2 separate regions of the Mus musculus genome follow, and region 1 is linked to region 2. A link is a loop called in an ENCODE intact Hi-C map of the cell type or tissue named here. Cell type or tissue: left cerebral cortex. All regions are shown on one strand. Each heading gives the region's core, and the rest is flanking DNA. Links, peaks and the distances in the headings are about the cores only. Region 1 holds the start of Rbsn (rabenosyn, RAB effector). Region 2 has its middle 37 kb from the start of Prickle2.

Region 1 (12,573 bases), core at 1,591-9,590, 530 kb before region 2:
AGTATTTAAAAAAAAAAATCAAGAGCCAGAGAGATGGCTCAGTGTAAAGGCACTTGCCACCTACCCTGAGTTTGATCACCAGAACTACATAAAAGTGGAAGGAGAGAATACACTTCTGAAAGTTATCCTCTGGCTTCCACACACGCCTGTCCTCTAGCCCCTTCACACAAAATAAATGTATCTTTAAATTAAGATTTTAAAAAAGAAGAAACTTATCAGTGCAGCTTGATAATATGTTCCAGCACTTTGAAAAGTCTGAGGCAGAAGATCCTCACTTGAATCTATGATTTCAAAACCAGTTTGGCCAACATAGCAAACTGTCGCTTAGTTTAGATGAATGGATGGATAAAATTAGTGAAAATTATATTTTGCATTTACAGTGAGTTGATGTGTTTACTAGATTTTATAAATTAGAACAGTGGGGCAGCAGGTCTGATGTTCTCTGCCCTTCAACAGAAAAATCTGATACTTAAACATTTCAGGGCTTAATAACTTACATTTTCTGTCTTATTGGACTACAGCAAAGTCACTGTTGATGTGACCCTGAAAGACTCCTAACCATTGAGAACAAGGATAAAATCATTTCACAGAAGCAAAGAAATCTGTTTCCAAGACTTTAGAGGCCACATATCACAGCACAGAGTGGGAGTTTGTGTAGCTAGAATTGTGGTGTGCTGCAGAGGGCACAGAGGAGGGTACCATCTGGTCCTCAAAGGTGAAGGGTGACAGCAACTCAGAAAATAAATTAAACAGGACGCTAGGTGCCTGTTATTTCCTTTAATTAAGAAATTTGACAGGCGTGGGAGGCAGAAGCAGACAGATACCTGTGAGTTTGAGGCCAGCCTGGTTTACATGTCAAGTTCCAGGCCAGACATAGATACATAGTGAGACCCTTGTCTTGAGATTAAATAAATAAATCGAGAGACTACACACATGCAGACCCATCCCGGAAAGCATCTGAGGCATCACTTAAACAGCCAGCCTCAGGTCCGACCGGTTCTCTCCCCAGCCAGTGGCTGACAGGATCCTCTGGGTGTGACAGCTGCCTCCTCCCCGCCTGCAACTCATCCTGAAGAAAAAGTCAAACAGAAGTCGTCCCCGTGCACCCTGGCCACACATCGCAGCTCAGTTCTCACCCTGGAGAAACGCCCCTTACTCAAGGCAGGCTCCCTCCAGGATGCCTTCACAGCAGCTGCCTGGGGTGCCATAGCCTATACACAAGTGAAGTGACTAACACAAGACAGCAGCCGGGAAGGAGAGCCTGGGATTTTCGCCATCACCACGAGAACTCGGAGAGCGGGATAATAGGGTTCCGCGAATGAAGTGGGGGACCTTAACATAAAGTCACTTAATTAGGTGCCACCACAAACCACCGCAATTGATGCCGCAACCAGAAGGCCAGTTGTGCAAACTCTCGCCTCCAGACTGGATTGAAAAACCCAGCCGGGGGGCTCTGTAGAGATCCGCACGGCCACGCGCACCCGCGGGACGCGACTCTGCGGGACATCACGCAACACGTCACGGCGCGGGCAGAGACCCGCGCGGCGCCGAGGCCCGCAAAGCCTCATCTCCCGACCGCATCGTCATCTCAAACCACACGTCACACCCACCTCAGCCACCGCCGCGCTCTCTGCGACACCCTTTCTCACTCCCTGCGGCTTCCGACAGGCAGTCGGCAGCCTGCCTTTCCACCTCGGGTTCTGACTGCCGGCCTACGAGGTTCCTCAGAGACCAGTGGCAGCCATCGCCATCAGTGGCTCGGCGCTCGACAGGCGCGCCGGGCAGAAACCGGAAGACAGACTGACACGCGGCGGTCGAGCGCCGAGTCCTCGAGCGCACTGAACCTGGAAGAGGATGCTGCGCAGGCGCTGCCGCAACGGGGCGGGCCCAGTAGGAGGAGGTAAACTGCGAAGTTCTCTCAGGTCCTAGCAACACATCGATGTGAAACCCTACACTCGCCCTTCACTCACCCTATAGGTGGGGAAACTGAGACTTTGGCTCTTAAATAATGTGCCTGCAGCGCTAACATTATTTAGAGACCGTTAAAAAGTTTCTGAGATTTTTGCATAAATGCCTTAATACAGCGGTTGTTCTTCCAAAGGACCCAGGTTTGAAAAACTGCTTGTCTGCTACCTATATGCTCTCTTCTGGAGTCCATGGGCACTGCACATGTGGTGCACAGACATGCAGGCAAAACACACATACAAAATTTTGTTTTTTTACTTTTTTGTTGTTGTTGTTAAAAAAAAGTTTCTGAGTGCGAGAGACTAAGTTATGTTCAGCACATTGAGGAGACAGAAAGACGTGGAAATTGAGCCAAAGAAAGTAGAGACGTTGAGGAGTCGTGTCAGGGATTGGAAGTTGGCTCAATTGATCCTGGTTGGGACTCAATTTCCACCACACACCCATGCCTGTAACACCAATACTCTAAGGATGGAGGCAGGAGGACCAAAAATTTAAGTTAATTTTCAATTACATAGCAAGTTCAAGGCCATACTGGGATACATGAAACTCCATCTCAAAAAAGCATAAAAAAGTATGAGGGTAGCTAGATCTCTGCAAAATAAGTGGCATTTATGTATGAGTCAGGGTTCTCTAGAGTCACAGAACTCTATAGTCTATATAGTAAGGGAATTGGTGGATGACTTACAGTCTGTAGTCCAATTCCCAACAATGGTCAGCAGCAGCTGTGAATGGAAGTCCAAGGATCTAGCAGTCACTCAGTCCCACAAGGCAAGCAGTTGAAGAAGAGAGTGTCAATCTTCCTTCTTCCAATGTCCTTATATAGGTCTCCAGCAAAAGGTGTGGCCCAGATTAAAGGTGTCTGCCACCACACCTTTAATCCCAGATAACCTTGACTTGGAGATCTTCCTGTCTTAATCTTCTGGAATTCATAGCCACTGTGCCTCAAGATCTCCATGCCAAGATTCAGGTCAGAAACTTCTATCTCAGCCTCCAGATTAGGATCACTGGTGAGCCTCCCAATTCTGGATTGTAGTTCATCCAGATATAGTCAAGTTGACAACCAGGAATAGCCCCTGCAATTTACAAAAGACAGTATGGCAGATCAGTCATGTCTGAACCTAGCTGTACCATGCAACAACCACAGGGTACAGAGACAGACCCATCTGTTATTGAGGTCTGTTTGCTTTATAGCCAGCACACCATCTAGACTGCAGTAACCTGGGCCCCAGAAGTGGGAGCTTCAGGGAAGATGCAGGTCTTTGGAACCAGAAAGTGGCCTCCATCCCTCCTGCCTCCATCCCAGCCTAGCATGGCTGTGGCACTTGACCCATTTGACTCTGGGAATGACTGTCTGAAGGTGGTCACAGTCTCTACTTCCTTGTGCAGATGAAATGAAGCCAGTCTCTTGGCCTAGGCTCCTTACCGTACCTCCTCAGCTCAACAGCATTGAGTATGGAGAGGACAACTCCTAGGGCTCCACAGACCTGAGCTCCTGCCTCCAAGAAAATCTTACTTTGTGACTCTGAATGTGTCCCTTGCCTTCTACTCTTCAGTTCTCCCACATGCACACAGAAAGTGGGACTCAAAATGGGCAGGCTCTTCTTATTTCCAAATTGGTAACTATTTGTGTCTGTTTGGTTTTTGGCTTTACTGTTTTCCAGTGCTGGAATTGGAACTCAGGGTCTCACACAGGATAGATAAATGCTATACCATTGAACTATGGTTCAAAGTCTGCTTTCTCTAAAACTTTGAACTCTGCAGAGAAAGGGACTCTTGCCAACATGCCAGAGACAAGTATAGCTTTGCCTGACACCAACATCTGCCTTTGCACTCCCCTCCCCCAACACACACACACACACACACATACACACACACACACACAGACAAAGAGAGAGAAAGATAGAGACAGAGACAGAGAGACAGAGACAGAGAGAGACCCAGAATGAGGCAGAATGTGATGAGCATGATTATTTGATGCCAGTGAAAGACCTCTTAATTCAGCCATGATTTAGCCTGTCATCATTTACAAAACCAACATCACATTCAGACCTCATTTGTTTCCAAAGCAATGGCAGCAAGCAAGCTGGCAGTTTGTGGATAACTATGGAAGTCAGTGGATTGGCTGCTACTGCTGTATTGATTTTCATTTCTTAAGCTCTGGGAATGAAACTTTGCACACACTAGGCAGGCACTGGGCTGCACCTCTAGCCCTCTCCTGATCCTTTAAGAATGATGGGGCATTCTGGGCATGGCAGAACACACTTGCGATCTGAGTGCTTGAGAGGCACTGGCCGGAGGATCAGGAGATTAAGAAAGCCTTGTTACATAGTGAGAACAGGGTCTGGGCTATTTGAGAGCCTATCTCCAAAAAAACAAAACCAGAGGCAGGAGAAATGGATATTTATGATTAAGAACAATTGTCACTCTTCCGAGGGTTCCAGTTAGGGCCCCAGCACCCACCCTGCAATCTGACGCCCTTTTCTGACCTTCATGAGCACCAGATATGCATGCAGTGCACACATATACATGCAGACAAAACACCAATACATATAAAAAAATTTAGAAATGATAGTGGAACAGATCAGCATAGATCCATTGTAGTTTATAAACAGTGTTTTTCTTATTTGTTCTCTGGACAATTCTATTACAGTTTCCCTTTTAATTATAATAATGAGTAATATTTATTTAGTACATGATAACTATTCTATAGGCTTTAAACATCTCAACATCATTCAATCTTATGAGGTACTCTCCAATTTACGAAGAAGCTGCAAATGGAATAGTTAAATGCCTTGCCCAAGACTCAACTTTCAGGTGAGAATAGATCGTTGTCATCTTGCTTTGAGGCCTTCACAATACTCACATTCCCTTCCCCTGTGAAGGCCTGACCTCTGAGATTTCCTGTATTGGTCCGCATCTTGTAGGCATCAAACATAGACCATGCCTAGACAGGGTATTAAGAAAAAAGAAGCTGAAGGGGAAATGGTGATGTGGGTAAACTTACATCCGGGGAAATTGAGCACAGTTCCCAAAGGGCGAGCTGCGCCCAATACCAGGCCCAGACCCCTGCCTAATGCTGAGTGCTGAGGTTGGCACACCCTGCTGAGGGCACATGGAAACATGACTGATTATGGAAGGCCCTTACCTTGGCCTGTAGAACAGGCAGATGAGATATTGGGCTAGGCTGTGTCAAATGGAAATATAGGGCCGCTGCAGAGCACAGCTCAGGACATAAGCAGAGAGGGGCTTTTTTACCCAGATGGAAATCTGAGTAGGGAAAAAGAAGTCTATAGCACGGGTGCTGGGGCCCTCAGTCCTAGGTGCTCCTGAGGAGTAGTGCTACAGAGCTCAGCTCAGGGTGTCTAAACCCTCAGTCATCAGTAGCAGCAAACCTTACACTTCTCAGTCCAAGGGATTGAGACCTTGAACTGGTTCAAGATGCAGGGGTCAAGAGTGCTTCGAGTGAGCTGACTGTGGCAGCACAAGCCTGGAAAACTAACAGCTAGGAAGTGGAGGAAGGAAGATCAGATGTTCAAGTACAGCTGCAGTTCCACAGTTTGAGCTCAGCTTTGACTTCAGCAGACCTTGTCTCAACCAAACAAACAACCAAACAACCAGCAAGGGCAGATAACTAGACAACTAGCCAGCCAGCCAGCCAGCTAGCCAGCCAGCCAGCCAGCTGTCCAGCCAGCAGAGGAGACAGCTAAGTCAGTAAGGTAGGTGACCCTTGAGCATGGGGACTTGAGTTTGGATCCCTAGAACCTACATTAAGATTAGGTGTGTCAGAGCATGCCTGTAATAAAGTGGGTGTGGAGAAAGTGCTTGCTCCTTCTTCTCCCTACTGAAAAGGAAGAGACAGGCAGATCCCTGGGGCTCTGTGGACAGCCAGTCTAGCCAAACTGGTGAGCTTTAGATTCACTGAGAAAGCCTACCTCAAAAAACAATGTGGATGGTAAATAAGGAAGACACCCAATTTTGACCTCAGGCCTTCACATGCAAGCACATTCCCTTACTTATATACACACACACACACACACACCAGCACACTTGCACACACACAAACCTGAATACACATTAGTAAATTTTTATTACAATGGTATTTAGCACATACCAAGTGCCAGATAAATGCCAGTTAAAGGGTGTATCATGGGTCTCTGGCTTGAAACATCACTTATCATAGCATTGCCCCTAGGTCTGAGAGACCCAGGCTAGAGTGAGGCTTACTATTCATTGTGGATATTGCTTGTTTCTTTCATGTGTATTTTTCCTCAAATATATTGAAAGCAGAAATAAATACTAAAAAGGTAAGTGGGAAAGATTAAGAAGTAAGCAAATCGCTGAGCATGGGACTGGCCCCTCAAGCCACCTCCTCTTCCAGATGTTTGTCCCCGGGTACACCCACTTGCTCATCTGAGATTTAGATTCACTATCTTTCACTGGTCCACTCAGCAAACCAAGCTGTGGGGAGGCATCCATCCCCCGGGCTCACAAGCCTTCTGCCTGAAGAACAAGTTTACCAGAGCTCAAAGTCCAAAGTCCAAGTCCAGGATAATCAGAGGGCAGTGAAGAGCCATGCTAGCCACCAGAGGGTGCCATGTAACCACTTAAGACCCATACAAATGGCCCAGGTGTCTGCAGAAGAGGTTTGGCTAGTCCATCTTTTCAGTCAGCTGCCTATATCTAGCAGAGGAGAGCCAGCCCCTGACCCCCAACACACACACACACACACACTCACCTAAACTAAACTGCAGTGTCCACACTGAACAGCAGCACGACACACCCTCCTGTTCTGGACTGGACCAGCGCCTTCTACTGAGCCTGGATATGTATTTCTGTATAGAGCCCCAGAACAACCTGCTAGACCTGGAGCCAGTAGAGTCTGTGAGCACCTCTGCCCACCCAGATGCTCTCTGGGTGGAAACCTTGGCCTTCTTGATTCCTCTGCTCCTTGGTTCCTATGCCCAATCCATCAGCAGGTCCCTCCCGCCACCCTACTTTGAGTAGATCTGAATAATGTCCACTCTCACAGCACTGCAGCCACCCTGCCATCTCTCATGGGACCACTGCAGCAGCCTCCCTCCTGCCCTTCCTTTCTGACCTCTCCCTGTGCCAACTCAGTCAGACATACCCCTCCTCTGTTCAGCAGCCCCAGAGGATCTGACAGGCTCAGGAGAAATGACCTTTTTCAGTATTAGGATGCTCTTGCAGGCTTAGGACCCTGGCTTGACCAAATGACTTCTTTCCCACTCTTTCTCGGCGGTTCCGGCAGATAGACTCGGGCTTATTCACAAAAAGGCAGCAGGCAGAAGCAGATGAGGTCCCTTAGGCCTGAGTCCAGAGCTACAACAGTATCACTTCTGCTGACCAAAGTAAGCCACAAGGCCAGCCTACATTGAAACACTGAGAAAAATAGACTGACCTCCTTCCAAGTACCGCAAAGATGGTTCCTTAGTCTTGGTCATGCTCACCCTAATTTCTCCCCTAATTCTTTCCAGAAACACCACCATCTCCTCCCCAAGGTCTTCATGTGCTCTCCTTGTTTGTTGCTTTTTGTTGTTGTTTTTCCAAGACAGGGTTTCTCTGTATAGCCTTGACTATCTTGGAACTTGTGCTGTACACCGGGCTGGCCTTGAACTCACAGCGACCCACCTGCGTGTGACTAGGATTAAAGGCATGTGTCGCTAACTGGCAGGTTGCTTGTTCTTCTTTTCCAATAATCCATTTAGTCCAGTTTGTGCTGCCTATAAGCTCCTGGGTGGGGGCCATGTACTGGAGCATGACTGAGCTTTCGGTGGCCACGCCCTTAAAGAAAGCTGACTCTCACTCCCCAGAAACCATCAACTCTCCACAGCGCCTCAGTTAGAAGGGAGACTTGTGAACTCTTTCCTTCTCCTTGAGCCGTGGTCATCCTGTGCAGGCAGACCCTCTACCAACCAGTCTCTCCCCGTCCCTAGGTGTCTCCCCAGCCCCAGGATGGACACCAGCTGATATAAGGAATGGGGCAGAGCCCATATCTCTCTTGTGAGGGACAGAGACAGGGAGCACCCAGGCCTCTTTGCTTTGTTCTGAAAACCCTGGCTTGTTTCTAGTATCTAGGACCCTTGAACCGGGATCCTCGCATTGGGCACCACTCGGAGCCTATTCCAGACACATTCCTACCAGGCTACATTGTGTTTCCTTTGCTTGGTGTTTTTATTTGGTTTGGTTTGTTGCAGCACCAGAGATGAGATCCAGCACCAGCTAGTACTCTCCACCGAGCTGCAGCCCAGCCGACAGATAGTCCCCCGTTTATGCGCTGTTCTCCATTTCCCTGTCTTTGTACAAGCCCCTTCTCTGCTTACCTGTCCTTACGCATCCTTACCTTTCCTCCTGTCCACTCCTCACTCAGATAGACCCATTTCCAGTGGTCATTCTCTCCACCCCTTCCCAGAGGAGGGACTCCATGTGAAAAAGTCCCAAGGACAAACGTCTAGTTCCTGAACAAACCTGTGACCAGGAAAATAGAAACTTCTTCAAGAGCCTGGCTGCTCCAATGCTGTCCCAGCTATGAGTGTTTGAAGGAGTTATTGAACCTGGTACACTTTCCTCTTCTTTAAAAATGGGACTCTGAGGACCCAAGTGAGGACTGAACTACCGTAGGCAGGGCCACAGGGCCTGATACACAGTGAGCTATTCTTAGCACACCTTTGCCCTGCAGTTCATTGGTTTGTGCTTGAACAGGGGCTGGCCTTGGGAATTATTTACTGAACTCCACAAGTTACGAATGACCCTTGCTTGTCATTAGTGGAACTCTGGATGGGAACGGGTGAGACTTTAGTCATGAAAAAATAGAAACGTCGATGAGTGCATTAAGCACTTTAATTAAAGCCTGCTCTCCACTCCCCCGTGATGTCTGGCCACTGCCTTCAGCCCCCATTTCTATTTGACACCAGGTGACACTTCTGATGACCAATATTGGGGGCCGCCCACTTCTGCCTGAGTCCTGCACCCATGTGCTAGATAGTGGCTTCCCACGTGTCTCCTGGCCACTTACTTTAAATAGCATCCTCTGGTTAAATGTCTATCCTAGAGCACAGCTTATATAAGTTGACCAGTCTTCCTGCCTTCAGCTCAGAGTCCCAGTCCCTTCTCTCAGTGAAAGAGCTGAGGCTACTCCCAGGTGCCAGCAGAAGGTGCACAGAGCTGCTGGGGTACAATGCCAAGAGAGCTCCGATGCTGGTGCCAAACACTTGGACTGTTCTGGAAAGTAGACAGCTGTACCTGGGAGGCTGTAAACTTGCTCATGTGGCCTCACTGTATAGCCACTATTAGAACCAGCCACCACTGAGTGAATCCCCCAGCCTCTCCCCATCCCCCTGCCCCCTTCTCTCTCTCAAGCCTCAGAGGTTCCAAGGCTTGAGCTGTGGCTGGATCTCTGGTCCAGTCTTTTAAGATCTATAAGTTGCTTGTCATTTCTCTTGAAAACAATTCACTTTCAAAAATGTAAAGCCCAATCTAGGTGTAAAATTTTAGGTTAGATATATTTGTTTTCTTTCTTTATTTGAGCTTGTATTTGTTTTCTTTTGTTTTTCTCTTTTAAAAATTAATGTATTCGCAGGACAGTGGTGGCGCACGCCTTTAATCCCAGCACTTAGGGAGGAAGAGGCAGGCGGATTTCTGAGTTCGAGGCCATCCTGTCTACAAAGTGAGTTCCAGGACAGCCAGGGCTACACAGAGAAACCCTGTCTTGAAAAAAACCAAAAAAAAAAAAGTATTTTATTTATTGACTATTATAAATTCACTGTTATAATATATAACAATATATTATATTATTATACTGTTGGCTATCAAAACCAGGACTTTCACTTGGAAGCAAGTATCTACAATCAAGCTAGATCCATAGCCCTCCCATGCCAGAGAATTCAGGCCTGTCCAGGGGGAGGCCAAAGTTGAGGGGGGAGGATGTAGTTGTCTTTGACTACTTTGTAGGTTCTTCTTTCCTCTATCTGTCTCCATCCTTTAAACCCCCTAACACTAGATAAGAGGGGGAAAAGGGATAGTGAGGAAAGGAAAGAGATCCCTGAATAAAGTCAGGGGCTAGAAAGGGGGTCACATTAGACTTCTTCCTGCTCATTAGGGATGTCAAGTTCCTTGGCGCAAGTTTGATCATCACCATCAGAATATCTAATTTCTTCTTGTTGGTGTTTCTTCTTTGGGCACAACTACTTAACAAACTATAACCAACAACAACCAATAACAAACAACAAACAACCAACAACCCCTTTCAGGGCTCTAGTCTTTATAAACCCTCTGAAAAATCCCCAGAATTTAAAATGTCACACATTCACAGAAACCATGTGCAGCTGGCAAACTCATGTCCCCACTAGAGCATGAGGCAAATCATAGTCACCTGCTGTGGACAATCTGAAGCAGCCCCATATCCCATACCTGGGATTAAAATGAAAACATATTCTTATAATATTTCTGGTTTTTTTTTAAGAAACTAAAATTCCAAAATTGTCACTACAGGGGTACCCTAGTATTCTGGTGGCTCTAGACCTGCTGCTCTCTCCTGTAGACACAGTGTTCTCTAGCAGAGTAAGCATCTCTGATTGCTCTGAAATCAGGCATAGTGAAGTGATGTCTGGTACGTGTTGGCTCTCATGGGGTCCCTGAGTACTGGGCCTTGTCAGAAAGATGGGCTGTGGGCAAGCCGAGGCCAGGAGGACCCAGACCCTATAAATCTAGAGAAGGCATTTTAGAGGTTCTTTGGCAGGGAGCTCAGAGTCTGAGGGCCCAGAGGGCCCAGCAAAGACCCACAGGATGTCCCAAGAGAGAAATCAGACCCTGGTCTGGAGGCAAAGAGAGCCAAGCATTCCTAGCAGAATGGGGCTGTACTTACAAAGATTGGCCCTGAGCGTGTGAGGTACCCATTCCTAGAAGCATGATAGCATTGACTGAGAAAACGTGAGTGAGGAGAGTAGAGAGTGGCTCACCCGTACTCACAGTACTAGGGAGGCTGGGACAGGAGACTCATCCACAAGTTCAAAACCAGCTCATTCAGCTCTACAGTGAGACTATAACTCAAATACGTTTCTGAACGTTTCTTTTTGTTTTTAATTATGTGGAGGTGTGTGTGTCTGCATTTGAGTATATGCACAGGAGTGCAGGTACCTGAGAAGTCCAGTAGTATTGGCTCCCTGGAACTGGAGTTACAGATGGTGTGAGCAACCTGATATGGGTTCTGGGAACCAAACTTAGGTCCTCTGGAAGAATAGTCAAGTGCTCTTTACTCCTGAGCTATTTTTCCAGTCCCAAATAAATGTAATTTTAAGTAAATATCAGTTTTTTAAAGATTTATTTATTTTTTATATATGAGTACACTGTTTCTGTCTTCAGACACACCAGAAGAGGGCACCGGAGTCCCATTACAGATGGTTGTGAGCCACCATGTGGTGGCTGGGAATTGAACTCAGGACCTCTGGTAGAGCAGTCAGTGCTCTTAACCGCTGAGCCATCTCTCCAGCCCGTAAATATCATTTTTAAATGGAATTTTCTACCTATTTGAACTTCTGGTCACTTGAATACTCTGATTCCAACTCCATGTCATCTGCTTGAAGGGAAATGGGAAGGAAGGTGGGAGGTATCTCCCTATCTCAACACCAACACGTTACCTCCCTAAGAAACCATTGGTGGATTGGAAACACCACAGAGGGGCCTGGAGATGTCTTAGAGGCTATCTTTACCAAAGGACTGTTTCACATTGGCTCAAGAACAAAGCCTTCCACAAAACCCTTGAGCAGTGTGGAGAGGGTGGCTTCCTTCAAGCCAGTGACTTTCAGACAGCAGTCTCTTATGTGACCCTCATGATCTTTGGGCTTCTAAGAGATAAAAAATATGTAGAGAATTTAGTTCAGTTCAAAATACATTTCAAAGTTCTCTGATTTGTGGCAAGTAAAACACTCCTGAGGTACAAAATGAAAGGCTGGTAAGGCTCCATAGTGAAAACAGTCTCTCTCACATATATTTTAAGCCTGGCCTCTCCATGGCAACCATCTACCTTCCCAGTCCTCCCAGAAATAGTCTGCAGACTTTCCAGCAAGTGACTGAACCATCCACTAAGTGTAGGGAGTAAACCTGATTGATCCCAGGCTGGGAGTCAGTGGGCTGGGTTCCCAGACCAAACTGGTGGTGTCTGCTCTGTGTTCTGACTGCAAACATTTCTTACCCTGGGAGTAGGCACTGAGCCTAAACCTTGCTATGTGACCATGCCTTCCCCTCTCACTGCAGGGCTGCCTCTGAAAAGCAGACACTAGTGTGGGATAGCCGTGATTGACTGGGTTAAATACCTACCATGCAGAAAACTGGGGAATGTCCTAAACCAAGGGAAAAAATATGAGACATCTGGCTGGTTAGATTCTAAATCAGATTGAGGCATCCTGTTAATCCCAGCCAAAGCAAAAAGATCAGGGGTTTGAAGCTAGCCTGTGCTTTGTGAGACTCGGTCTCAGAAACAACCAACCAGTGCTGAGGAAAATGGCTCAGCAGTTGGGAGCACAGGCTGTTCTAGTAGACTTAGGTTCTATTCCCAACAACTACAAGACAACTTCTGGTGTCCAGAACTGTAAG
Region 2 (12,573 bases), core at 2,764-10,763:
AATTCATCACTGCATAAGTCATAACAATTAACTTTATAAACATTAGTTATTAGCAGAAGTTTGGCTACAAAGAATGTGACCTGTAAAATATCCATTAATGAGAAATAAATGTTTGTCAAATGTCTATAATATACAATTATACCCTAGCACCTTTGAATCCGGGGCTGAGGCCAAGGAAAGGGTTGTCTTCTGAGGATCTGAAAAGCATAAATGCTGACATAATTGGCCCTGCAGATTAGTAATACCTACTCCTCATTTATATTTCAGGAAGTGCCAAGTACTATTGCAGGTGTCTTGCCCAGGTCACTTTTCAGTTAGTCATTAGCAGGCATAGAGCTCCTGCTGCCTGAAGGGCAGTTTGCCAGCTCACCCAGTGTGTCTAATCTGCCTCTTTCCTTCCTTATTTCTTCTTGCTTGTTCTGAAAAGCTACTGACTTCATGGTGGCACCGGGCAAGCCTTGGATAATAGTGGTGCTGATAGCTTATGGTGTCCTGTGGGGGTAGATGGGTGAAAGAACCCTATAACCCTTCTCAGAGCAACTTCCATCAGCATTGAGCAGTCAGCATGGGATGCCAAGAAATTCAAAGCAGGAAGTCCATGAATAGGGTTGAGCAGATGAGCTTTCTAAGAAGAATACAAATGCAAGAGTCTGGCTAGGGAAGAGGGGTGTTAAATAAAACACCCCCCACCCGGCCCCCAACGTTTCATTATACCAGCAAGAGGTAGTAAAATGATAGACTTTTAATGATTTTAATCAGAACTGGTAGTGATTACACACACCTATAACCCAAGCACTGCGGGTTCAGGCAGAAGGATGAGTAGCTGACCTTCTGGGCTACACAGGGATACCTTTCTTCAAAAAACAAAGAGCAAGCAGACATAAAGATGCTACTCATCAGCGCTATTCTAGCTCTTCCCCTTCTCCAGCTGTGGAGGGTTGCAGCTCACGGTAACCACCAACGTTGCTATGGCCGCAGAATTTGCTTTGGACACTGAAAAGCCCATAGAAGAGAGACATGGTGCTAAGGTCTGGCACCCCAGCAGAGGACTCGCCCATTGGTGCACCAAAGTAGGGATGTAAGAAACAGGAGGAAACTTCTAGTCAGGCTGCTTGAAACCTCCTGAGGAGGAGGTTTGACCGAGTGACCTTGAAGGAGCCCAGGACTCCCCAGCTCCTGCCACACCCACATATATTAGGTAAGTAGCAAATGAAACAAACTTTGCTGAATTAGGGGATGGGAGAAAGAGAGCAGGAAGGAGGGAGGGGTAAGACAGGGATGCTGCCACTGTCTGTTTAAATGAAGGAGGTCCTGTCCTCTGGTCTTCTTAGCTGCAGTGTCTCCTCCTATGAGTGTGCTTCTTGATATGTAAAATGTATGTTCTATGAAATCTTTCCAGTTTAAATTGTACTACATTCTTAGTGGGAATTTTCTTCTTAATGTTTTTATTAAGCATTGCTAGGATGGAAATAAAAGTAAAATATATTTTTTAGCCACATTACATTGTTTCCCTTTCTGACATATATGCATTATATATGTATATTTACATGTCCATGCAAGGACACACACGTGTATGGGGGGGCACAGGTTGACATTGAGTGTCTTTTTCAGTCATTCTCCTCCACTTCACTCAACTTAGAGGTTACTGATTTGACTACCCTAACCAACTAGCCCACAAGCACTGGGTTCCCCCTGTCTCTGCCTCTGCAGTTCTGGGATTATAGAGTCCATTCAGTCCCTTGGCACTGGGAATTCAAGCTCAGAATCCTGTGCTTGCATAGAGACACTTCACTAAGCCATCTTATAGTCCCCACTTTATGTAATTTTTCAATTGTGTGTCATACAAAGAAATGGCTCTGACAACTTCCTACTCCCAAGGGAAAATAAACAACAAGATACTCAGCAGGTCTTTGGTCTTAGGGACCTTCCAGAACATGAAACCAAAGAAAACAAGACTATAGGAAACAGCAAGAAAAGCAGACTTGAAGAAAAACACTTGTGATTTACTGTGTGTGTGTGTGTGTGTGTAAAATGCAAATTAAAAGGTCTTCAAAACTACATTCTAAATGTATAGAGTTTTCACCTCCAATTTAGGTAATCAACATTTAATGTTAAATAGGGAAGCCTGTCTATGGCATGATTCTCTAGAAAGCTCCAAGAAGAAGGAGGAGGAGGAGGAGGAGGAAGAAGAGAAAAAGATTAGCTAGATGACTTTGTTGAGGGTTAGATCTAGGTTTTGATCCTGACTGTGATGTCCTGGAACTTAAGAGGTAAGGCCGTGAACTTCGCTATCAGCTGAACTGAAAGAGTGGCTTTCTGGAGCTTGGAGATTCATTTTTACATTGTTATTAACATGAAGATATCAACATGACATCTTCTTCTTCTTCTTTTTTTTTTTTTTTAAAGAAAGCATCTGGCTGTGTTTTCCCAACTGTTATTAAAGCAAAATTAGATGAGAAGACAAATGTGCACAGATTGCTATTTTAGGAAACTGTTGAGAAAATAAAAATATGAAAAAAATATGAAATCAATGGAGCATCGGGAAAACGTGCTCAGCTGTGGGTGTTATTGTAAATGTATCTTTAACCCTTTGTCAGGGGTTTGTGTGAACACACACACACACACACATATGCACCCTCCTTCCTGATACCTTTCTTAAAATTCTCAGGTGCTTAGAAATAGCAAATTGCATTGCCAACCCTTTATAAAGCCATCACTGGTCACAGATCTTCCCAAATGTCCAAGGTAACTGCTGTGACTGGTGATGAAATCCAATGCAAAGCCATAAGCACTCAGTGTTCTCTTGTGCTGTTTCCTCTCTCCTAAGTCTGCTAGAACTTGGTGTCAGAATCTCCCTCTTGCTCTGCCTAGTTTTGGTAGGAAGAGAGCCACATGCATCTCCTTCTTGATGCTTCCCTCTGTGATACTGTGTATAGTTGGTATTTGACAGGAGATCCTAAAAATAATAATGCAATTTAAAACTCCCTTCTGTTGTCCTCTACCAGTAAGTATGGGTGAAAGGCAAACTGAGGTATAAGAAGCAGGCAAGAGTTTGCTCTCTGGTTATATTGGGAATGGAAGGATTTCTTTGTGGATTAGAAGATAAAGGATTTCTTTAATGATCAGAACTCACAAGGTTGCTTCAGAACCATGGGTAATATGGATGGGCAGGGGTGGGAGGGGTGGGGACAGAGACCACATAGAAAGGCAAAGAAGGGAATCCTTGGCAACCTAGTTAAGACACTGGAAGGAGATAATGGCATCTTGAGTTCTTGCTTAATTGTTGTGACAACCTGAATCACTATCTCTATCTGCCAGACGTGAAAATTTAAAGTATACAAGGCTAGATCACAACACCATTAGGAGATGACCTGGGACGTAAGCCAAGGCGGTCCAGCTCTGGGGTTTATATGTGTAACTGGCCAGCAGAAAGGGCAGAGGGGAAGACAGAAGGGAGGGCAGGATATGAGGAGAAAGCAGAAGGAGGATGAGTAGACGTTTTACGTAAAGAGAACAGAACTGAGACACTCAGATCATGGGAGATTTAGCAAACATCTCAACCCCAAACATGAAAGGAGAAATGGAGGTAGGAAGGTACACAGAACAACCAAAACCAGCAAGAAAGCAAAGGCTGAATATATCAACATGCCAAAGCAAGATGTACCAGTGAGGGACCTGAGAAAGCCAGATGAGCCACGCAAGCTAAGCTAACTAGAGGTAGATAAAATATGCACTTAGAGGGGTTACATGCTAGAGAAACTTACATACTGAGAGAAGCATGAATTCATGGGTAGAGGCAGCAAAGGGACCCGCATGCTCAAAGGATGAGGGGCAAGAGAAAGGAGCTGTCATCAGCACCTGTGAGACAAGTATGACAGTTGCAGTCTGAAGCAGCAGAGACCTTAGTCTGGGGCCACTGCCTGGCTAAGTGGAATCTCAAAATATAAGGGTCAAGGAATCCATATCCACTTCTTGTTCTTCCCCGAGTCCCCTGACTCTGCATTGGCTGAGCCCATTCAACACCAAAGGGCTATGACCAATGATCAGTCACCATTGGCCGAGGAGGGGTCTGGAGTGGAATATTTTAAGATGCCAAAGCCAGAATATGAGGGTAGGACCTTTCTCCCTTCTCTTGAGACAAGGTTGAAGGGCAAGAGAGGGGAGGCAGGGGACGAGGATGCGGGATGATCCTGTTGTTAACAAGCAATGATGTAACATGAAAACCCAGCCCGCCACCAGGTTGTTTTAAGGAGCCAGTTAAGCCTGGCAGAAGGTTCCTGTGTCCTTCAGAGCCTCAAACTGTGTCTCAGTGCTCTATGGCTGTGAAAAGACACTGTGATCATGGCAACTCTTACAAAGGAACACATTTAACTGAGGCTGACTTACAAGTTTAGAGGTTTACTTCATTATTGTCATGGCAAGAAGCATGGTGGCATGTGGGCAGACATGGTACAGAAGAGGTAGCTTCGCGTTCTACACCCAGATCAGCAGGCAGCAGGAAGAGAGAGACACTGAGCCTGGCTTGAGCATTTGAAACCTCAAAGTCCACCCCAAATGACACACTTCCTCCAACGAAACCACACCCCCTCCAACAAGGCCACACCTCCTAATAGTGCCACTCCCTATGAGCCTAATGGGACCATTTTCATTCAAACCACCACAGACTCTGATGCTTATCTCACTGACAGTGAGATATGAACACATAACAATTCTAGGGAACAAAAGCCACAACAATCTGGGGATGCTGAGAACATTAAAGTGAGGGGACTTCTTACTTGTCAGGCTGTAGATGTCTTTGCTTCTAGTACAAGGTGGAGTCAGAGAGGCAAGGTGCCCTTTATTTTTATCTGAACCCTATGTAGCCCGAAGGAACCTTAGTGGCACAATTGGCAAAGCACTGTGTCCAGAAAAAGAGTCTTAAAAGGCAGAAGGACATTTGGGCAGATGGTTCTCTACCTTTCTGCAACGAGGGAGAGCAAAGCAACTGAAAGAAACCCAAACCCGGGGAAGCAAAATCAGCTCCTTTGCTTGAGCTGTTCACCATCAGCCATCAATCTTTCTCCAATTACTGTGATCAGGGCTACATGAGGTCAGTATCCAGGGCACCCACAGAGAATGCAAGTCCTGGGGAGGTGAGAAATGATATAGGGGCGTAACTGGCCACCCAGAGAAGAAGGACCTGGTGAGCCAGCGGCAAGAGTGTCTCTGGAAGACAGCAGCTATGTAGTAATTGGGCCAGGGTCAGATGAGGGGCAAGGTAGCAGCTCAGGGTATCTGTCTACAAGGAACGCGGCTCATGGTTTAGAATATTCTGGGAGTAATGTGCCTGCTAATTCAGGTTTCCTTATACAACTGGAGGCAAACTGAGCCTGAGAATGTCAGAGGACTGCCCCTCAGGGAGACATGAATAACAATGTCCCCAATGCAAACTGACCTTTGCAGGGTAGCCTGCCAGTGGACTCTAGATCGCACCAATGGCCACCAATTAAAGGCAAAGTCCAAATACCTATAGAGACAGCTCTGAAACTGAGATTGACACAGGAATACTGTTTGAGGGGGCCAATTATTTTATTATTCACACTTGGAACCTTTAGGAATTTTCTGTGACACCGTCTGTCTATAAAATTGTAAGAGTAAATGGAAGTGTGAGAGGCTTCAAACGGTAGGCTTTCTTTAGGCAGCAAATAGGTGAAGGGGAATTTGTATGGAACACACACACACACACACACACACACACACACACACTGTGGCTTTGTTCTGCCTTACAAATACAAGGTGAAGAAATGTTTAAAGAATTCTGCTTGAGGCAGTGTGTGTGTGTGTGGTGGTAGTGGGGCTGGGAGCAAATAAGACTGCCCATCACATCTAGTCCCCTCCATGTGCTGAGCTCTGCTGGGCAGGAGTTGGGGTGGGGGGCATCCCTTAGGAAAGTCTAGCCCCGCCCTCAATTCACAAAACCTGCTGAGCACAAAACCTAACAATACTTATAGATTTTTCCTTTCTCTTATGTTTCTTCCTTTCAAACTCAAATGCACCAAAACCTTGTTGTAAACCAGACTATAAATGGTGAGCACAGTCTATTTTAATTTAAGCCCAAGGGGTCCCCGGGGATATGTAGATTTTTGAACTTAGATAGATACGTTACAGAGCTGCATTGCTAACAGCATGGCCAGTAGCCAAACATGCTTATTTAGATTTAAGTTCATTGTAACTGAAAATTTAAATTCAGTTCTTCAATTTCACAACCTAGGTACCAAGCACTCTTAAAGTCACCCGTGGCCAGGATTTGTCTAGTGTACAGCACACAGCGAGCGAACACTCTATGCTATGGATGGTGCTTATAGAAAACACACTGTTAGGGTCCACAAATGGTATCTGCTTACTGTGAAAACATTTAGCTGTGGAAACTTCAGAGAAGCTAAATAACTCACTCACTATCACACAGCAAATGTGTGATGTAAAGCCAGACTCCACAGCCTTTCCTTATATAAGCTGGTGATGCTACCTTCCACAGCCATCTCCCCAAGAGAAAGAAAACACTACCATGGGCAAGGAGCTACTTGGGGAGCCGGCATTTGTTGCTGACACGCATTTAGAGTCAGATAGGCTGGAGCACAATTCCATTTGTGTGTCTGCCTGGGTGACCCAGGCCGTGAGTGTCATTCTAACTCCGAGTGTGTGTAACTCGGGGGCACCTAATGAGGATTAAACGAGAAAACACCAGATGCACTTGCGCAGAATCTAACGCGCAGAAGCTGCCCAGTAAAGTGCACGTGATTCTGATTTCCCTGCGAATTCTTTTCTACCTGGTAAACCCCAAAGTGCCAGACTTGCCTTGCGCCTGGCAAAGCACATTTCTGAGTCTTGCTCGCCCCCTGATGGTCATTTCCCCCACTTTGGTCCTTTGGTAGCACAGAGGAGCTGTGAAAGAGCCAGGTGGAGGAAGGGAGACTGGGACCTTGAAACCTCAGGAGAAACTTAAATATTCTAACCTCCTTACAGACGCCACAGCCTTTACTGCCAGGCAGAGGAAGGAGGTGAACTGGTTTGGTCTCTATTTTCTGTATGGTCTAATGGCCGTGGTCCCAAGGTGTCTAGGGGCTGGCTTACCCACAAACGTGAGATAGCATTACTTAATCTCCCACCTGATGCTGATCGCAAGTTCCACTTCCTGCCCACATCAGCATAAAAGGCACGTTGAATTTTCCACCAAAATAGGTTTACAGTGGTCCATGCACTTCCTGTTGTCGGATACCATCTTAGTACAAGCTTCCATCCCTGTTCCCCATGCTGGGGCGTTGCCTACTTCCCTGGCCTGTTGTCTTCAGAAGGCAGTAGAGCAATGGTTCCACATCTGTAGCCCTTCGATCACCCTAGGAATTGTCCAAGAACTAACGGAGCTAATCCTCAACTAAAGATGTCTTGAAGATGCCAGGCAGAAGGAAGAGTCCCAGTATTCATGGTTCCTTAAGATTCTAGATGGTTCATCTGTCCAGATGGCTAGATAATCGCTCAACTTCTAGACCAGACTAGAAGCTCTGGAAGCCCCACAGACCACTGAGGCTCACCTGTAGTTTCTGATTTAGTGATCATGAGAATTCCCATTCCTCACAAACCCCCAAGTGCTGCTGTTGGCCTGAAGACCGCACTACAAACCTGCAGTGGTAGCTGAACCTGTGGCTCGGTGGTATAGCACCTGCCTAGGACACACAAAGCCCTGGGTCCTATCCCCAATACCACAGTAAATAAAAATAAAAAACAAAACCTTAAAAATTCACATCTTGTGCCTCATGGTCTACCAGGCAGTATATTGCCCAGCTGGTCTTGTAGTTTTTCACTTCCTCTGCTCCAGCCCCACCCTTGTCTCCTGCCTGCCATTGTCCACCTAGAGATTTTGACACCAGCTACTCTCTTGGCCAGATGAATCCATCTATAGCTTTGCCGACTGGGTACCCATTGGCTTGTGAGACTCATAAGAGGCCACATCCTTTGGAATGCCTTCCCTGACTGCCCTATTCAATATGTGCCTCCCCTTTCTCTGTCCTAATATTCTTTTCCTCACCAGCCTTATTTCTTTTACTGAAATTATTTTACAAATCTGTTCACATAGAACACATTTTCCAGTTCCTAGATTTCTAGGCTTCTGAGTGCAGAGGCTTCATCTTGAAAACCCCATGGGTGCTCAAAAAATGACTGCAGGAGGAAAGGGTTAGCAGAGACCCTGACCAGAAAGTGTGACATTTAGACACGAGGGCTTATTACTGTGCTGTCATCTTTTATATTGTGTCCACAGGAGGACATGGAAAGGGAGGTGATGGTATATCTTCAACAGAGATCAAGGAAAGGAAAGAAACTTGGCTGAGGCCACACTCCAAGAGAGGCAGGATTGGTCATGGACCCTAGCTAGCTGCTTCCACACTTGCCACCACACAGAGAAAGAAAGAAGAAAAACAAAAAGATGAGGACTCTTCCCGTGGAGATTTTAAACTCTACATTCTAAACCAAAACAGAAATGGCAAATAGAGCCAAAAACAACAACAACAACAACAACAACAACAACAACAACAACAAAACAACAACAACAACAACAACAACAACAAAACAACAACAACAACAACAACAAAAACACTTGCCTTTCTCTCCGGCTCTCTGGTTCTTCCAGAATCTAGAATCACCTCAGAAGAGATCGACGATTCAGTGACAGGTGGCTGAACACTTCACATCTTTAAAAAGCTCTCTCGGAGCCTTTAGAAGCACAGCACAGACAGGAAGTGGTGGAGGCAGAACCAGAACACTTCCTGCCCAGTCTGTACTGGAGTCATCGTACAGCATCAGCGCACAGTGCTCTTTCTCAGCAAGCTCCTGGCATCCACAGGGGGATTAATCTTGACCCTTCTGTAAAAACTAAAATCCAAGTGTGGAGTGTTTGCACATACTTTCTGTATATCCTCCCAGATATTTTGACTTATCTCTGGATCGCCCAGAGTACCCAGTTCAAAATCAGTGCTGTGCAAACAGCTCTTGCATTGTGCTCCTTAGAAGATGATGCCATTAATAGAAAGTGTAATGTTCAGCACTCATACAAACATAAGCCTAACTCTGCTTTTGGTTGATGGTTGATTGAGTACACAGGTAGGGGAACCTGTAGATACAGAAGACTGACTGTGTTTCATTCAGCTTTCTTTTGTGGCTCCACCTCATTGCTGTAATAGCTGAGGTAACACTGGATATGATATCAATGGTAAATATCTACCTACCCAAACTCAAAACCTTAACAACCCCCCCCAAAAAAAACAAAAAACAAAAAAAAAACAAACAAATAAAAAAAAAATCACGTCCCACTTCAATAAATGATCTTCACACTAGGTTATCTCTTTTGAGTATCATTTCAAAGACACAGGCCACCTTCTCTCTTGGAATTCCTCTCTTTGGAACAGGTAGTCTCTGGTAAGAGACAGGGAAAGGGAAAGATAGGGAAGTTGTAATGGATCAAACCTAGAAACAGGGTATGGCTTCTCTCCAACATGCTGTGTCAGAGATACAACAGGTGGATACACTTAGCTGAAAGGGAAGCTGGGAAATGTAGTCTCATGGTCAAGGTTACTGAACAGTCAGCAGTTTCTACCTTATTTCCTAAGTCTGTGATGATTTTTCCACCCCGATGCAGGTCCTCTTGCACTGCAATTTCCAAAATTATAGAGATGACTTCAAAGGCAACCGGTCATAGGAGAGGTGTCCTCGATCGATCTCCTATTCATATTACAGAAAAGTTCAGTTGTCTGGGGTCCTCTGAGAAAAGGCTAGAGGAAGGAGAAGAGCAGGGGCAGAAGATGAGAATGAAAGTTTGTTTTTCCAAGTCCAATTCTAGCTAAGAAGAAGACAAGTGTGGTCCTCAATTTTTGAACTTGAGTTAAATTCCAGATCTTTCAAAATTTCATTGCCCAAGTGAACCCTTATTGAGCATCCTTTTTTTGTTGTTGTTGTGTTTGTTTGTTTGTTTGGTTGGTTTTTCGAGACAGGGTTTCTCTGTATAGCCCTGGCTGTCCTGGAACTCACTTTGTAGACCAGGCTGGCCTCACACTCAGAAATCCACCTGCCTCTGCCTCCCAAGTGCTGGGATTAAAGGTGTGTGCCACCACTGCCCGGCAGCATTCATTGTTTTATAGGAAGTGTCCTAGCTTACAGGAATGCTAGGTAAACGAACCAATCAATACATGAATATAACATCAGCTCTACTCTTCCTTTGACTGAGACTTTGGAGATAATTGTCATAAAAGACTCACATAATTATATATTATAGATAATATAATAATCAATAGTATAAATTATAAATATATAATACCCAGACTGGCTTTCAACACATAAATTTTCATTTAATCTTCACAATAATCACATGACATTACTGTTGGCTCCATTTTACAGAGGCAGAAACTGAGACCTTAAAAGATGAAATGACTATTTCCCAACTCTTGTTTCCAAGAGACAGGCATGGTTCTTGACTGCATAATACTGTTTCTATTGTTAAGATGCAGGGTTTTTGCTGTTTTGTTAGCTTGAAGCTTTGTTGCTGTTGTTTTATTTTCTAAAGTATCTGTTTATTTATTTGAGGCAGGGCTGCATGTATCCTGTGAACTCACTACAACTTGACCTTGAACTCCTAACCTTCCTGCCTCTACATCTTAGGTGCTAGAATTATAGGAATGCAACAAGCTAGGAATGAATCAGGGTTTTGTGTACACCAGACATCTAAGCTCATCCTCAGATTCTTTGAGGATTTTATTCAGAAAAGAAAAGGGAAAGGAGACACTCAGTGACCTTCAATGGCACCACTCCATAGTCCTACATGGTCCCCACTCCACACTTCCCTACTGCACAGGGAAAAGACTGAATTCTGCATGTCTCACAGGGCCTAAATTATTGTTTCACGCCCTCACTTCCCTTTGGGGCATTGGCTTCCTTTGGGTTCTTCAAATGCCACCCAAGGTGTTTTGTCCATCTTTCCCCTTGATACATTGGCTTCCAGTTTGTGACAGTGTCAGTTGCTCCTTCGGGCTCAGGTTACATATTTACAAGTTAACATAATAATCCCCAACCTCACATCTAACAACTCTCTCCTCTTCCTTGTTTCTTGAGTCTCTTGTTTGATCCCTTCATTTTAGCATAAATGACACTTGGAAATTCCCTTCAGTGATCTGATAGAACAAATGCACCATGGGTGTGGACTCTGGTACCTGCTAGCCTCTGTGCTTTGTGTCTCTTACTGGAAAAGAAACTCCATGCGGGCGGGGGGTGGGGGTGGTTGGGCAGAAGACTTATGTTTCTGAGAAGATTATCTCGTCAGATGCCAGACGTTCGTGAGATAGCCCAGTGAGGAAGGACACTTGTCTTGTAAGCCTGGAAGCCTGAGTTCAATTCCTGGATCCCACGTAAAGGTGAAGGAAGAGAATTGATTCCTAAAAGCTGTCTTCTGACTTCCACATGTGCATTGCACATGCACATCCATATACATACATCATACACACACCACTACCACCACCACCACTACCACCATGGCGAACAACAATATTACAAGACTTCTCACAAGAGTGTCTCTTCATGCTGGGCAGTGGTGGCGGCGCACGCCTTTAATCCCAGCACTTGGGAGGCAGAGGCAGGTGGATTTCTGAGTTCGAGGCCAGCCTGGTCTACAAAGTGCTTTCCAGGACAGCCAGGGCTATACCGAGAAACCCTGTCTTGAAAAAAACAAAAAGTGTCTCTTCACAAGTACTTACCATTCCTCCACTGTGTTGGGGAGGCTTAGTAAAACACACTCAGTTAAAAAAAAAAAAAAGATCTGTTTGCTTTTGAGGTGCAGATTGTCTGACAGATGAATATTGAGGTTCAGGTACTGAGAGATGAAGGCTCATGAGCCCAGCAGAGGTGGGACACACTATTCACAATCTCACAGCAGATCTGCAGTAGCTAGAAATGTGATTGGGACCATTTTAAGTCTTATATCTGCTTCTATCCTATATCTCCACCTATGTATATGCTCTTTAGCTTTGCGTGTGTGTGTGTGTGTGTGTGTGTGAGAGAGAGAGAGAGAGAGAGAGAGGGAGAGAGAGAGAGAGAGGGAGGGAGGTGGGGGGAGGAAGAGGGAGAGAGAAAGAGAGAGGAGAGAGAGAGAGGAGAGAGAGAGAGACTATGTGTGTCCATGTGTCTGAGGGACTGTGTTCATGAGTGTGTGTGACTGTGTGTGTACATATGTATACTTATACACATGGAGACTAGAGGACAACCTTGGGTGGTATTCCTCAGGAGCACCCTTTGAAGACAGGCTTTCACTGAAACTGGCCTAGGCTAGTTTGGCTGACTAGTGAACCTCACAGGTCCACCTGTGTCTGCCACCCTAGCACAGGTGTTGCGAGCTTCTGCCACCATGCTGCGTGGTTTTGGTGCCAGGGCTGGGGGTCTAACTCAGTTGCTTGAGTTTGAGTGGTAAGTACAGTACTGACCCACTGAGCTAGCCCCTCACTTTGGGTAATTGACACACACCTAGAGCTTTTTTGTTTTTCCTTGTTAGCAGCTTCACAG

Evidence for each region. A loop is a pair of places that touch in the nucleus more often than their neighbours do. Peaks named below come from ENCODE experiments on the same cell type or tissue, not always from the same donor. Only the 100,000 strongest peaks of a DNase experiment are listed, where the experiment ranks them.
Region 1: it touches region 2 in a loop (2.6-fold over the local background); 3 of 42 quality-filtered maps call a loop at or near these places.

The regions. Positions count from the first base shown.
Region 1 is chr6:92,213,101-92,225,673 of GRCm38, forward strand. Rbsn (rabenosyn, RAB effector) reads right to left here and starts at 1,770. Exons shown (of 12, transcript NM_030081.3): 1 at 1,611-1,770. In left cerebral cortex, for the core only: CTCF peaks have their summits at 1,871 and 6,539 (motif pointing right); DNase peaks (open chromatin) are centred at 1,818 and 6,553; H3K4me3 peaks cover 674 bases; H3K27ac peaks cover 193 bases.
Region 2 is chr6:92,736,953-92,749,525 of GRCm38, forward strand. No RefSeq gene overlaps it. Among named protein-coding and RNA genes, the nearest start is that of Prickle2, 37 kb to the left of the region's middle. In left cerebral cortex, for the core only: a CTCF peak has its summit at 6,884 (motif pointing left); a DNase peak (open chromatin) is centred at 6,855; H3K4me3 peaks cover 437 bases; H3K27ac peaks cover 353 bases.